Regions from separate parts of the Mus musculus genome. Here region 2 is linked to region 1. Evidence: chromatin loops called from intact Hi-C (ENCODE). Cell type or tissue: heart. All regions are shown on one strand.

The links. Peaks named below come from ENCODE experiments on the same cell type or tissue, not always from the same donor. Only the 100,000 strongest peaks of a DNase experiment are listed, where the experiment ranks them.
Region 2: a loop joins it to region 1, with 2.8 times the contacts of the local background. A loop is called at or near these places in 2 of 42 quality-filtered maps.

Annotation. Positions count from the first base shown.
Region 1 is chr7:110,256,319-110,264,318 of GRCm38, forward strand. Swap70 (SWA-70 protein) reads left to right here. Exons shown (of 12, transcript NM_009302.3): 4 at 7,562-7,789. Among named protein-coding and RNA genes, the nearest start is that of Gm32861, 28 kb to the right of the region's middle. In heart, no CTCF peak of the experiment used is centred here; a DNase peak (open chromatin) is centred at 3,913; H3K27ac peaks cover 4,918 bases.
Region 2 is chr7:110,112,133-110,120,132 of GRCm38, forward strand. No RefSeq gene overlaps it. Among named protein-coding and RNA genes, the nearest start is that of Wee1, 5.9 kb to the right of the region's middle. In heart, no CTCF peak of the experiment used is centred here; DNase peaks (open chromatin) are centred at 4,919 and 6,539; H3K27ac peaks cover 567 bases.

The DNA.
Region 1 (8,000 bases):
TTCAAGTTTCAGAGTCTAGGATGATGGATTTTTTCTAGACCGCTCAAAGCAAAGGAGAGCCCCTCTGCTGACCTTGCTCTGTGTCTTTCTCCCTGAATGCCCCAGGCGAGGGCATTGGGAGGGATTAGGAGTAAGGTTCCTATGCAGCGTTCTGGAAACCAGACATGCAGGAGAGGTTTGACCAGACATGGGTCTTTCTGGGTTAAGATGACAGTTCCCTGTATGCTACATGATTGTGATGTTATTGAGTCCTGCGGCTGAGCTTTAGGGTCTGAGTCCTCTGCAGAACACAGCTAACTGGTCTGTGCTACATAAGGCCGTAAGCAGTAGATTAAATTTGTACCCTCATGTTCCTTGTCTACTTTTGTTGATGGTGCCTGGTTGTGGCACATTTCAGTCCTGGGCACCTAGAGGTAGCACAGTGTTTTTTTTTTTTTTTTGTTTTGTTTTGTTTGTTTTTTTTTTTTTTTTTTTGTATAAAGTGTGGTCTTTGAAACAGACTGATTTTGAAACCAGACTTTACCACTTCTTCACAGAGAAACAGAGTAATCTTCTGATCTGTGTCTCTCCACCTTTAGAATGGAGATAGCTGTTTTCTACAATATTCCCTGTGAGGATAAAAAAGTTGAAGTATGTGAAACACTTGATGCAGTGTCTGAACCCATGCATGATACGTGCTCACCAAGTGGGCCATGATAATGTGTATGGCATGCCTGAACCCATGCGTGATACATGCTCACCAAATGGGCCATGATAATGGCATGTTTCATGTTGTAGATAGAGTATATCCTTGTGGGAATACACAGCTAGAGCTCCTGAGAAGCGAGGGCTGGAAAGAGACATGGAGAAACCACAGCAGTGGGTTAGGGCAGGGAGGGAGCGACCATAGTAGGAGTTGTGAGGGCCAAGGAGAACCTTGGGGCTGTTTCTATAGCAGCAGGAGGAAGTGGATTTGCTAAAGGAAGCAGATAAGAAGAGGCACATGAGAATGTAAATTGCAGAAAAATCAGATAGGAGTAAGAAGGGGCCTCTGGATTTAACAATAGGTAGCCATTGGTAGCAAGGGAGAGGCAGTTTCTCTATGGTAGTCTTGGAGTTAAGTATGATAATGTTTAAGTATTAAGTGTACAAGACTGTTAAAGGGGACATGGAGCATAACATCCTAAGGCACTGCCCAGCATAATCCAGAGTGGGTAATGGTGCCCTGCAAGGCCTCTGACAGACACGGCTGCTGCTCAGGGATATGCACATACTATTTTTTTCTTAGAAAATAATTGTATGCCTGCTGCTGCTGCTGCTGCTGCTGCTACTACTACTACTGTTTATCAGTGTTTTGTTTGCGTATGTGTCTGTGCACCATATGTGTGCCTGGTGCTGGTGGCCTTAAAGGTCAGAAGAGGGCATTGGATTCCCTTGAACTGGAGTTATGGAAAGTTGTGTGCCACCAGGTGGGTATGGGCAGTGGTCTTAGCTGCTGAGCCATCTCTCCAGCTCATGTAAGGCTTCTAACATGTCTCTCTACAGAGCCTTTGCTATTTTGGAACTGACTATGTAGACCAGGCTGGCCTCAAACTCACAGAGATCTATCTGCCCCTGCCTTCCTGAGTGCTGGGTCTAAAGGTGTATGCCACCATTCCTGGCCTTCCAATATGGTCTTTGAAGATATTTTGCAGCTACCACTCAGAATTCCAAGTTTATATGTACGCTGGAACTAGAAGTGGATGGGTCTCTTATCCTTGACCTTTTGTCACGAAAATATCCATGGTGGACCTGCAAGCCACTTTGCCTTGCTTTCAGAATTAACAATTAAGCAGCAAGGATGTGTGCGTACTTTATTGTAGACATGGTGAGAGCTTTCTTGATTTAGGGGCTTCGTTACCACTGAGCCACTGCTGTGGTCAGCTTCTTGATGATCCTGAGGAGCAACAGGACCCACACGGGCCTTGAGGGGCCTGGTGCTGCCTTTGCTGCAGCCCAGCCTGGGCTTCTGAATGCTTACCTATATCATTGCAGGCTGACTCGAACATTCTGTCCTCCTTTAAACATGTTCACCCTGTTTGGGAGGAGAGTGACCTCTCTGGTGCAGCAGACCTTGTCGTGTCTCGTGTGGGCTTACTCAGTGCTTTGCCTCCTTGAGTGCCTCTGCGTCTCCGCTCAGATGGGGAATTCCTCTCAGAATAGGAACATGTGGTGCAGTTCCAGCACCAGGGAAGTTTGAGGCAGGAGGATCAAGAGATTGAGGCCTGCCTGGTTTACATGACAAGGTCTGTTTCTAGCCACTAAGTAGAAATAGGGTTAGACTTAGAGATTATCCTTCTGTGAGTGAGCAGGAGTATTCCTGCAGGGTAGAGAAGGGGTCACTGGAGAGATTAATATGAACTTGCTTCAGTTGCGGAGTCAGCCTCTTGAAGTTTCACCGCGGCCTTGGCACACTGGGCTTTAGCAAGCCATCTGCCCTTTGACCGAGCACTGCACCCAAGGTCACACTAGGATGTGGGAAATAGTGCCTATTACATTTTGTTTCCTTTCTAAATATTTAACAATATAAAAACTATACGTTTGAACTGTTTTTGAAATGCAGGGTTTTAGAAAATGTAACATAAAAACATACATTTAAAAAAATAAAATTTAGAATGCAATGTCTTTGTGGGTTTAACTTATCTGTTGGTAATTTTAAAGTCTTACAAGTTCAGAGTGTCTCGTGTACATAAGAGACGTTTACTGCTCGTTACATAGAGTCTAAATAGAATGTATTTACCTTGTATACACACACACACACACACACACACACACACACACACGCACGCACGCACGCACGCACCACACACGCACGCACGCACGCACGCACGCACGCACGCACGCACGCACGCACGCACACACGCACGTGCTCGAGCATGCTCCTTTGTTTGTTTGTTTGAGACAGGATCTCTCTTTCTGGCTGGCCTTGAACTCCGAGATCCACCTGCCTCTGCCTCCCGAGTGCTGGGTTAGAGGCGTGCTCCTGTTCCTCCACTCTTGCATAATTTTTATGTTTCTACTAATCCATCTATCATAATGATCACTGTGTTTAAAGTTTACAGTTTTTGTTGTTACTTGTTTTGTTTTTGAGACATGGTTTCACAGTGGAGGCTGGGCTGACCTCAAACTTGTGGCTATTCTCCTGTCTCCACCCCTGAGCCCCGAGATCATAGATATGCTGTACCATACCCAGTGAAATCAAGGCTTTTTTTCTCTACTTCAGCCAATACTGTCTAACGACGGCAGTTGTGTGAATAATGCACCCACAATATTCATTCGACTATGGTTTCCATTACCTAGAACGAATGTCAAGAATGTTAAATAAATATTTAAATTACATGGTAAAGTCAAGGTGTTTTCTGTCGGCACGTTTGTAGAGAGATGGTGAGCCCCTTTGAGTTGGTTCCACATTTTCTTCTGGTGATAATTCTTGGAAATGTGTGCCCATAAAGCATAAAGTATAGTTTTTACTAGTGTCATTTCCCATAGAACCAAGAACAAAACAGGATGTGTCTGTCACACACGTATTTGGAAGAAGTGCCTTGCTGCAGTGAAAACTCAAACTTGAAATGTTTTAAAGAGATCTTAGTAGAGGTAAAATGTAGGTTGCTCCTTTAATGACAGAGAAAACTTTTGACAGAATAAAAATCCAAGCCAAAGACCTAGAAAAATCACATTCAGCTTCAAGTTTCTTCTTGTTATTTTTAGTGAAATCTGCTTGGAAGGAGGAAGCAGGCTGCTTCCTGGACTGAATGAGCCTTAGAATTGGCACAGGCGCTTCTGTAAAGCAACCCTGGCACACACGTGACTCATTATTTAGTTTACTTGAATAGTGGAGTGAGAATGTGTCTCTTTGGCCAGCACAGGCAAAAGGTCCTTCTGCTCCTTGGTTAGAGTGTGTATGATTGTGTTCCAAGTCAACAGGAAGGACACAGTTGCTGGGAGTGATGGCTTGTTGGTGTTGGGGCTTAAAGTCAGCCTTCCAGGGCTTGAGAGTTTACCATTCCAAGAAGGTTCCAGAACTTGGGAAGCTGCTTTGAGAACTGAATTGAGAATCTGAGTTGCAAACAAAGGGTCACCTGGAGCTGGGAGGTGGTGGGTAAGCAAAGGCTGTCTCCTGATTTGCGCAGTGTCATGGGCTACAGCATCCTGTCAAATCCACAATGGCCCTTCATCCTGTATACACACATGCCATGCACATGTGCTTCCTCATAGTATTCCCTTGATGAGCTAAGTCTCAACCAGCAGCCCAGTGCCTCGTTTTGGGCTCCCTTAGGGAGTTAGAACTTCTATGTATGTTATCACTACCTTGGATAATTGCTTATCTAACTATCTTTTATTTTATATTTTTTATTAGATATGTATTTACATTTCAGATGTTATCCCCTTTCCTGGTTTCCCCTCCCAACCCCCTATCTCATCCCCGCTCCCCTGCTTACTAACCTGCCCACTCCTGCTTCCCTGTCCTGGCATTCCCCTACACTGGGGCATCGAGCCTTCTCAGGACCAAGGGCCTCTCCTCCCATTGATGCCCACAAGGCCATCCTCTGCCACATATGCAGCTAGAGCCATGAGTCCCTACATGTGTACTCTTTGGTTTAGTCCCTGGGAGCTCTGGGGTGGGTAGGGTCTGGTTAGTTGATAGTGTTATTCTTCCTATGGGGTTGCAAACCCTTTCAGATCCTTCAGTCCTTTCTCTAACTCCTCCATTGGAGATTCCCTGCTCAGTCCAATGGTTGGCTGTGAGCATCCACCTCTGTATTTGTCAGGCACTGGCAGGGCCTCTCAGGAGACTGCTGTATCAGACTCCTGTCAGCAATCACTTGTCGGCATCCCCAATAGTGTCTGGGTTTGGTGACTGTATATGGGATGGATCCCCAGGTGGGGCAGTCTCTGGATGTCTTTCCTTCAGTCTCTGCTCCACACTTTGACCAGACCAAATGACGCTCAAGAAGGAATACCAAAATATGGCTACTTCTGTCCTTCTTAGAAGGGGGAACAAAGTACCCATGGGAGGGGCTAACTATCTTATTACCTGGATGTAGGAGTAAACAGACTCTCTTGTAGCCCAGGCTGTCCTTGAATTCATTATTTAGCTGAGGATAGTTTTGATCCTCCTGCTACAAACCGACTCTTACTGCTTGCGTGCATTCTCTCTCTCTCTCCTTTCTTTTAAAAAACTTATTTTGTTTTAGCCTCTTCTTGACTTTAATCATCTTTCTCATTATCCTTTTTTCTCTTCGGTTACTACCCTCCACCTCCTTAGAAGCACAAAAGGCTAGGCTGTAAGTGACACCTCTTCACCAAGAGGAGAGCGGGGCCTGAGTGTGCTTCCCTTCCACTCAGAGCATTTGCTGACGCTGCTCATGCCTTTTCAAGGCCTTGCTTAATGAATGTTTATCCCAACGGAGCTTCTATCACTAAATTTGTGATGGTTTTGAACTTGCAGTACTTTGTAAATGGAATTTCTTTCCATTTCCTGTTGCATTTTATTATTTCACAAACAGCATTATAATCACATTAGCAGGGGTACAAAGAATAAAAAAGAAAAATGAACCCCAAGTCTTATTTGTAACTAAATATTTTCTGTGGTTTTGACAAATGTTTGCCAGAAAGTCTGCATTTCTGTTTATGCAGGTGAAACCATGGGTCAGCTTAACTTTGCATTCTTTGTTCTCATACTTGGGAAACAATTTCTCAAGTGTAATTTTAAGTGTTTGTGTAATGTCGCCCGGTATGGAGGGGAAGCGACCTCGGTGGTGTGGCTGCTGGGTGGCTCTGTGCTGACTGTCCTCTGTGTGATGAGTATTGTTATCCCCATTCACAGATGAGGAGATTGGAGCTTAGCTTGTTCATTTTAGGTGTCAGCTGAGGTCCCTTGCTGAACTCTGGGAATTCAAAGATAGATGGGGCACCTGTGAAGAATTCAGAAAGGGGTGGAAAAGCAGACAAGGATTAGAGAATGGAACCCAGCACACTGAGTGCCGGGACACAGAAGGGGATATAGGGAATGCAGCACCTGCTGTAGGGTTGGTTGAAGCGGTGTGAGGGAACCTGGGGTCTTGTTAAAAATGCAGTGTGGCCTTTGGAGAGGGTGAGATGCCCAGTATGAGGCCTGAAGCAAGCAGATGGAGAAGGATCACATTTGTGAACTGTCTGGAAAAACAGTACTTTCTTTCTCTTTCTCCCGTGAGTTTTTTGTTTATTCTCTCTCTCTCATCCTCCCCCATCCCTCTTTTTTTATTCTTTGAGACAAGAGTTTCACTCTGTAGCCCTGGCTGACCTGAAATAGCTGTGCTTTAGTCTCCTAAGTGCTGCCATTAAGTATGCCATGGCATGCAGCTAAATATTTATTTTCCATTTCAACCTTTTAGGAAGATAAGCATTTTATATCCTGATCCAGCACAAACAAATATGTGTACACAAAAAACTTGTAAAACTGTATCTGGCTCTACTGTGATTGAACTAGCATATTTTCATTCCATCACAAAAATCCTGGCTTACTTCATAGTGAGAACCACTGATCCCAGGAATGTCAACAGCACTTTGTTTCTGGTTTGATGTAAATGGTGAGGACATAGAGTACTGGCATGGGGTTTGTGGGTGATTTTGCACCAACTGAAGTCAGTAATGAGGGGAGGAGATCAGAGAGGACAGGAGGTGTGGTAAATATGTGCAAAGTATCTGATGTGCACGTATGGAATTACCATGGTCACACCCATCAGTGTGTACTATGAATATGCTCTAGAAATACATCAGATAGAGAGGAAACATTGGGAAGGTAGAGACGAATGATAGTGTTTGAGAGTAACCACACGGGGTTGTTGAAGACAAGCAATGTCATCTCCTCGTTCAGTGACACTGCCTCTGCCCTGCCCTCCAATATTTTTCTGCATAATGTCTGATGTTTCAGGGTTTGGTAAGCCTTTTTGGCTCAGGCTAGGAATCCAATCATATTTGTCACATCATCAGTGTTCTGGTGGATGGGGACAGCAGCAAAGAGATAACTGGTTTACATAGGAAGTCTGTAAATTAGGGGATAACTTGTGCATTTGAGATGTTTATTTGATTTAACACTAATGTTTAGTGAGATTTGTGTGCAGAGCTGGGCGCTGGTTGCAAATGCTCCAGTAATTCAGTACAAGGGAGGTGGGGTCCAGAGAATCAGGTCAAGGTCATACTTGGCTACATAGAGTAAGTTTGAGGCCAGTCTGGACTATATGATGAGATTCTGTCTCAAACAAATCAAAACAAAAGGAAGAAGAGATTAACGTTCTTGGTATATTGAAGTATTTATCTAAAGAGAGTAATGAGGTGTCAGTAGTTTGTTTGTGTATGGTGTATTTATATATAGCATGGTGGCACACTTCCTTAATCCAGTGCTCAGAGTCAGAGGCTGGGGGATCTTTGTGTTCAAGGCCAGTCTGGTCTAAAGAGTAAGTTGGACAGCTAGGGCTACACAGAGAAACCTTGTCTCAAAAACACTAAAAAAAAAAAAAAAAAAAAAAAAAGAAGAAATAATTAATTTTTTGTTTCCCTACAGATTGAATACCTGCTTAAGAAGCTTACAGAAGCTATGGGAGGAGGTTGGCAACAAGAACAATTTGAACATTACAAAATAAACTTTGATGACAATAAAGATGGCCTTTCTGCATGGGAACTTATTGAGCTAATTGGGAATGGACAGTTTAGCAAGGGCATGGACCGTCAGACCGTATCTATGGCCATTAACGAAGTCTTCAATGAGCTTATTTTAGATGTATTGAAGCAGGTAAGAGGGCCATAGCACTTTCTCTCTCATCTTTAGATTCTGATGTTTGAGACCAAATAGCTTCCTTCCCTCTCCATAAGTCACTTATACTCTTTAAATGATTTAGAACAAAAATAAAGTTTTCTGTTTTCTCTGTTATTAGACTTTTAGGATTCGCCCACCCTGCTGGGATATTGAGGATTAAACCAAGGTATTATGCATTCTAGACAAG
Region 2 (8,000 bases), 140 kb before region 1:
GGACCACCAAGGCTACACAGAGAAACCTTGTCTCAAAAAACCAAAAAACCAAACCAAACCAAGCCAAAACCAGTGTCATATTCCTGGAGGAAATGCAGGAATTAGTGCCACCATCAAGGACTTAAAAGATGCAGGGGTGGTGGGTCACACCACATCTCCTGTTAACTCTCCTATCTGGCCAGTGAGTGCAGAAGACAGATGGATCATGGAGAATAACAGTTGACTATTGAAAACTAAATCAAGTAGTAACTCTGATTGCATCTGCTGTACCATGTAGTTTTCTTTTCTTTTCTTTTCTTTTTTTAAAGATTTATTTATTATTATACATAAGTACACTGTAGCTACCTTTAAATACACCAGAAGAGGGCGTCAGATCTCCTTACAGATGGTTGTGAGCCACCATGTGGTTGCTGGGAATTGAACTCCAGACCTTCAGAAGAGCAGTCAGTGCTCTTACTCGCTGAGCCATCTCTCCAACCCTTGTTTTTTTTTTCTTACTTGAGCAAATTAACACATCTCCTGGCACATGGTATACAGCTTTTGATCTAGCAAATGCCTTTTTCTCAGTACCTGTCCCTAAGGACCACCAGAAACAATTTGCTTTGTTGGCAAGGCCAGCAGTATACTCTTACAGTTTTGCCTCAGGATATATTAATTCTTTTTTTTTTTTTTTTTTTTTTTTTTTCTTTTGGCTTTTCGAGACAGGGTTTCTCTGCTCTATAGCTCTGGCTGTTCTGGAACTCACTTGTAGACCAGGCTGGCCTCGAACTCAGAAATCTGCCTGCCTCTGCCTCCCAAGTGCTGGGATTAAAGGCGTGCGCCACCATGTCCGGCAGGATATATTAATTCTTTTGCCCTGTGTCATAACTTAGTTAGAAAGGATTTTGTTTTTTCATCCTCCCTTCTTCCACTCACTCCGAGGCTCTGCTTGCTCTGGCCCAAAGTTGTGTGTGTGGGTTTTTTTCTTTGTTTGTTTGTTTGTTTCTCATCACGGATGGTTGTGAGCCACCATGTGGTTGCTGGGATTTGAACTCAGGACTCCGGAAGAGCAGTCAGTGCTCTTAACTGCTGAGCCATCTCTCTTACTATGAGCTTTTTGAATTGCACTAAAAAGGGATAGAGGTGGGCTGGCGAGATGTCTCATTGGTTAAGAGTGCTGACTGCTCTCCTGAAGGTCCCAAGTTCGGATCCCAGCAACCATATGGTGGCTCACAAACATCTATAACAAAATCTGATGCCCTCTTCTGGAATATCTGGGGACAGCTACAGTGTACTTACATATAATAAATAAATAAATCTTAAAAAAAATAGGAATAGAGGCTTGGGACAAATTTGTGTTCAAGGAAAAACATTCAGGACCAAGGATGAAGTTACAGGTGTCATAAGTCAAGGCCATGAAAAAACTGTTGCTTTGAACTTATAATGAGCTTACAATATGAAACATTGCTTTGAATTTGTTAATAATACCTTTCTGAAATTCCCCCTTTGTGTAACATTTTATATATGAGGTAGTTTTCTAAGAACTTTTGTCTATAAAAAGGCCAGAGAAAATGTAGGTCCCTGTCCACCCCAGCCACAGGGCACAGCTGCTTATGCTTATGCCAGGGAGGGTGCTGAGCTGTCAGGAAGCTCCAAGAGCACAGTCTTAGGTGTGGGAAAGCTGGAGCTGGTTCAGGGGTCCAAGGGGCAACAAGGCCAGGGTGTGGACTTCTCTGACTCTTGGACATCCAGGCTCTGCTGGGAGTCACAAAATAGTAGAGGACAGAATCAGGGACGGAAGGCTGGGCTGGGGCTGGGGTAGAGGACTAGGAGAGGAGGTGAGTGGGGAGATCTGGCTTGTCCCATGTGTGTAGGCTTAATGATGGCAGTTGTGGCTGGGAGTGCAGAGAGGCCTTCTATGGGAGATTAGGCTGCAGGTCTGTAGGTGAAGGCCTTCTTCATGGTTCCCCATGGTGGAAACCCTAAGACTGTGTGTGTGTTTGTGCGCATGTGTGGGTGTGTATAGATCAAACAATAATTCTGAGCCGGGCGGTGGTGGCCTTTAATCCCAGCACCTGGGAGGCAGAGGCAGGTGAATTTCTGAGTTTGAGGCCAGCCTGGTCTATAGAGTGAGTTCCAGGACAGCCAGGACTGCACAGAGAAACCCTGTCTCGAAAAACCAAAACCAAAACGAAACAACAACAAAAAAACCCAATAATTCTGTAGTCCTTTTTCCACTTTTATCTGGGTTCTTGGTCTCAGACACAGTCCATAGGGTTGTGGGACAAGTAAGCACTGTTATCCATTGAGTCATCTCACTGGCCTGTACTTTTGCACAAAGTTTTGTGAATGCACAAACACCCCTTGTACTACTCTTAGTCAGTCTCTCTCCTGCTTTCAGATTCTAAGCAATTACTGAAGGAGAATCTTAGATATTGAAATCTTTTATATAGAATCATATAAGTGATATGTTTATATCTAAAGCATGTACTGATATCTGCCTCTGACCTACCTTATTCAAACATTAGATAGATTAATAGTCCCTACTAACTACCTAGACAAGAAATACTAATTCATATTAAACTTCAAGCTTCCCCCTTTCTCCTTAGACTTTTCCCATTCAAATCCTATGCATGCTACTTCTGCTCTCAGCTGGTTTCGCACAACTCAACTGCCTGTGAATACTAAGCAACTCTTGGTGGGAGGACATCAGGAGTCACATGCTATATTTGAGTGACTTTGAGTCATTGGTCTCAAGAAACATTGCTCTAGTCAAAGCACTTATGGAATGTCTCTTGCGAGGGATAATTGCTAGTGTCACATTTCATCTGTTGAACAGCCTCAGACGATTTGATTTCATTGCACTGACCACACTCAGAGTGTGGAGGGCAGTGACGAGTGAGGAAATTGTTATCTGAAAAATCAACCAGGAGCTCTAGGGTTGGCGTCATTCTAGCCTGAGGTCTGGATTCTTGGTCCTGTGGCAGTTGGTAACAGTTAGAGCTAGGGTGATGAAAGTTTTGATGAGGGGTAGAAGGAGCAATGGCTAAAGACAAAAGGTACCGATGATAAGAAAGAGGACAGCAAGAGCTGAGCTATTTAGCACTTTTTTTTTGTTGGTTTTTTTTTTTTTTTTGAGACAGGGTTTCTCTGTGTAGCCCTGGCTGTTCTGGAACTCACTCTGTAGACCAAGCTGGCCTCAAACTCAGAAACCCGCCTGCCTCTGTCTCCCAAGTGCTAGGATTAAAGGTGTGTGCTACCACTGCCCGGCTATTTAGCCCATTTTTTTTTTAAAGATTTATTTATTTATTTATTATATGTAAGTACACTGTAGCTGTCTTCAGACACACCAGAAGAGGGCGTCAGATCTCATTACAGATGGTTGTGAGCCACCGTGTGGTTGCTGGGATTTGAACTCCGGACCTTTGGAAGAGCAGTCGGGTACTCTTACCCACTGAACCATCTCACCAGCCCCCCATTTTTTAAAATATGTATTTATTTATGCATATGAGTGTTCTGTTTTGCATGTGTGTCTGCATGACAGAAGAGGGAATCAGTTCCCATTACAGATAGTTGTGAGCCACTTTGTGGGTGCCAGGAATTGAACTCAGGACCTCTGGAAGAGCAGCTAATGAACCATGTCTTCAGCCCCAACTTTATTTTTTTTAATTATTATTTTACTTTATGTATATAAGCAGGGTTTTTGTTTTGTTTTCCCTGCATGTATGTCTGTAAACTACATGCATGCCTGGTGTCTCTGCAGGCCAGAAAGGGTGTCATATCTTCAGGAACTGGAGTCACAGTTGTGAGCTTCCATGTGGATGCTAGGAAAAATGCTTTTTCCTTTTGGAAAAGCAGCCATTGTTCTTGACTACTGAGCCAGTCTCTTTAGCTCTAACACAGAACTGTTTCTGCAATTCTGAATTTTGACTAACGAAGCTTTAAACAAATTACATTAAGTTTTTTATTATTATGATTTATTGTATGTGTGGGGGGGGGAGTGCACAAGCCAAGGTGCATGTGTAGAGGTCAGAGGACAACTTGGAATTTGTTTTCTCCTTCACTCCAGGAGGTACTAGTGATTGAACTCAGTCATCAGGTTTGGTAGTAAGCACCCTTACCAGTTGGGAGTTCAGGATAACTTTGGTTCTTTCCTTTCATAGGTGAGTCCCAGGGCTTGAACTCAGGCCCCAAGGAAGCCTTTTTTTTTTTAAAGATTTATTTATTTATTTATTTATTTATTTATTTATTTATTTATTTATTACTTGTAAGTACACTGTAGCTTCAGACATACCAGAAGAGGGCATCAGATCTCATTACGGATGGTTGTGAGCCACCATGTGGTTGCTGGGATTTGAACTTCCGACCTTCGGAAGAGCAGTCAGGTGCTCTTACCCACTAAGCCATCTCACCAGCCCCCAAGGAAGCTTTAAAAGAGGAAAACACAACAGAACAAAAACTCTAGAAATCTATCAGAGGTGAACTATTTCTCCAGGGCTTAAACACAAACTAGAAAAGACTGCTTTTTGGAAAGCCCCTCTAGTCTCATGAAATATTCCTCTGATTACATCACTGAGAAAAAAAGATAGTTCTTAGTTCTGAAGAACTTAGTCTGGAGGGCAGAGCTTATGTTAATGAGAACAGGCCTGGACTCATGTGCTGTCCTGCATTTAAAGTACTGGAGAGGGTGTCTCTTGTCTCAACTAAAATGGGACAAGGAAAGTGAATGAGCCAGTAGGGGCATTCAAGGCTTTTATCTGCTAAGTCATTGGTCTAAGGAGGATAAACAAATTGTTCTCCCTCCTGCTAAATTCTTCCCTACTGTTTTTTTGTTTTGTTTTGTTTTGTTTTGTCCCTCAGCTAACTGTACCCAGAGTGTGAGTCTGCAGCAGTTGCCAAGCAACATTACTGTTAGGAACAACTGGGTGGGGAGAGAACTGGAGATTTGACTTCTCTAGCCTGGGGCAAGTGGGTGGAACCCTCCCGTCTAGTACATTTTGTACTGTACTTGGAGGAGCATGCAATTTTAAAAATCAGAATTGTTTCAGTTAGATGTTGCTGAAATTAAACCATAACATCATGCCCTGTGCTTAGCTGGAGGGAGTGGGGCCTGGGTAGCTTAGTCATTTGGGGACTTCTGTCACAAAGATCATCACTAGATTTTCCTTTAAAAAGTTCCTGGGATTAAAGTCAATGGAGTTGTAGAAACAAAACTTGGTTCCAGGCCAGGGTGGAAGAGAACAGACAAATGAACATCAGGCAAAAGAAAGTCACACACTGGTTTTAACAGACTGGCGCGCGCGCGCGTGTGTGTGTGTGTGTGTGTGTGTACTGGAGGTCACCTCACAAGTGCTAGGTGAGTGCTCTACCATTGAGCAGTATCTCTGATAACATTTCATAATCTATATAAGAGCACATTGTACATCAATTTAACATTACACTTTAACATTACTGAGTCCTGTGCTTTTTTTTTTTAAGATTTGTTTATTTATTATATGTAAGTACATTGTAGCTGTCTTCAGACACTCGAGAAGAGGGAGTCAGATCTCCTTACGGATGGTTGTGAGCCACCACGTGAACTCCAGACCTTCGGAAGAGCAGTTGGTGGGTGCTCTTACTCACTGAGCCATCTCACCAGCCCTACTGAGCCCTGTTGTTGTTGTTTTTCTTTTTTTGGTTTTTGGTTTATCGAGACAGGGTTTCTCTGTGTAGCTCTGGCTGTCCTGGAACTCACTTGGTAGACCAGGCTGGCCTCGAACTCAGAAATCCACCTGCCTCTGCCTCCCAAGTGCTGGGATTAAAAGTGTGCTCCACCACCACCCGACTCTGAGCCCTGTTTAAACATTTATTTCTAAAGACAGACTCACATAACCCAAGCTAGCCTCCCATTCTCCGGCCACTACTTCCCAGGCACATACTTCCCAGGAATGCAGGTATGTGCTGCCACACTCAGCTCAGGCTATCAGGGATTGAACCCAAAGCTTCACACATGTTAAGCAAGAACTCTACCAACTGAGCCACATCCCTAGTCTATTTGGCTTTTTTGCACAGGGTCTCTCTTTTGGCCCAGGATGCCATTGCATTTTCACGGATCTTCTCCTTCCACCTCAGTTTCCAAGGTGCTAGAATTACGAATAGGTATGAGCCACTGAGGTTTGTTTTGTTTTGTTTTGTTTTTTTGCTTTGTTTTGTATTTTGGTGATAGGATTTCTCTGTGCAATTCAGAGTCTCCTGCCTCTGCCTCCATTGTGCTGGGGCTAAAGGCGTGTGCCACCACAGCCCATCTTGAGTCTTGCTTTTACTTTTTTCTTCTCTACCTTTGTGTGTGAGCAAATGTGGCGGTCAGAGGACATGTTTTGGGAGTTGGTTCTTTCCTTCCATCATGTGGGCTCTGGGGAGGGAATTCAGACCACCAGGCCTGGCTGCAAGCACCTTTTCTTGTGGAGCTATCTACTGCCAGGCCAGCAGGTATTTTTAACTTTCATACTACCATACCATACAAGGTTTGGGAACTGACCTCTCCCATTCTTCCTGACTACTTGCGTGGCAAGAGTCCAAATCCTAGGTCTACAGATTAAGAGTTCTTCCTATCTGGAACCAATGTCCTTTGGGCCACCCAGCCTTACTTGGAGGAGCTCCCAGTCTAGGGAGGTAGGCAGGTGGCAAAGTATGAGATAAAATCAAAACAAACACTTATTAACAGTGTTTAGCTCCAGGAAATTGGGTTGGGAATGAAAGGGAGACCTGGGAGACTTCTGAATCATTGAAAACTTTATTATTTTAGAGAAAGGGGAAAAGACCATGGAGGAAAAAACTCTATCTGTTTATAAGCTTTCATTGAACACAGTAGTAACCTTGTTTAAAATCTTAAATAGGCAAATTGACTTGGAACAAGAAAACAAACCATCAAATATCATAATTAAGGGCTCTTTATCAGTTAAAAGATAATGAGCACCAAAGCCACAAGAGAACAGTGCAACAATAAAGGAGACTGTTTAGTCCCTGAGGGTGGCAGGGATGGGAGCAAATGCCTTGCAGATGGATGCAAGCTGGAGAAGGCACTAAAGCAGAGCCTTGGGCCTGGGTGTGAGCTTGCACAGCCGCAGAGCTTTGATTATTACATGTATTCAAAGCTGGTTATTACCGGTGTGTGTGTGTGTGTGTGTGTGTGTATGAAAGAGAGAGAGAGAGAGAGAGAGAGAGAGAGAGAGAGAGAGAATATTACACTGTGTGCATGTGTGGAAGTCAAAGGACAACTTGTAGGAGTTGGTTCTCTCCTCTCAGCATGTGGGTCCTGGGGATTAAACTCGGGTTATCAGGCTTGGTGGCAGGTGCTTTTGTGCTTTTTACCAACTGAGCCATCTTGCTGGCTGTAAACAGAATTCTTACATAGGAGAGGCTCAGAAACATCTATTGAATTTGGGACAGGTATGTAAGGGGTTTTAATGTTCCCCTTCACCTAAAAAGCACAATTTAAGATATAGATCATATTACAGATAAATTAAAGGCAGTTTTCTAAACTTACTTTTATTTATATGTCCTGTAAAATTAAGAAAATGTCAACTGTCCATAAAAAAGTGTGGAGAAGGGGAGGTGTGAAGAGGAGGTGACAGATATCCCCTCCAGGGCTCTCACCGCCATCAGGTGTAAAGTTCTTATCCTACACAGAATTAAAGGCAAGTAAGTGTGTGAGCCAGGTGTGATGCACCTTGGAATCCTGAATCTCCACTGATAGAGACCTACAATCACAGCGAGAACAACCAGCTCAACATAATTACAGTTTGGGTTAGCGTACGAAAAGACACATTTAGACAGCTGTGGTTACTTCGAAGCACCAAGTAGGATCTCAGGATCCTTCATGCCATGTTCTTAGGTACTAAAATGGGCTTTTATTAAAAATTCAGCTTGGCAGAGCTGACAGATGGCTCAGAGTGAAGGCCTTTGCAAGCCTGAGTTTGACTACTACAATTCAAGTAAAGGTTAATGTCCTTCACAGACATACTACAGCACACTTACATAGT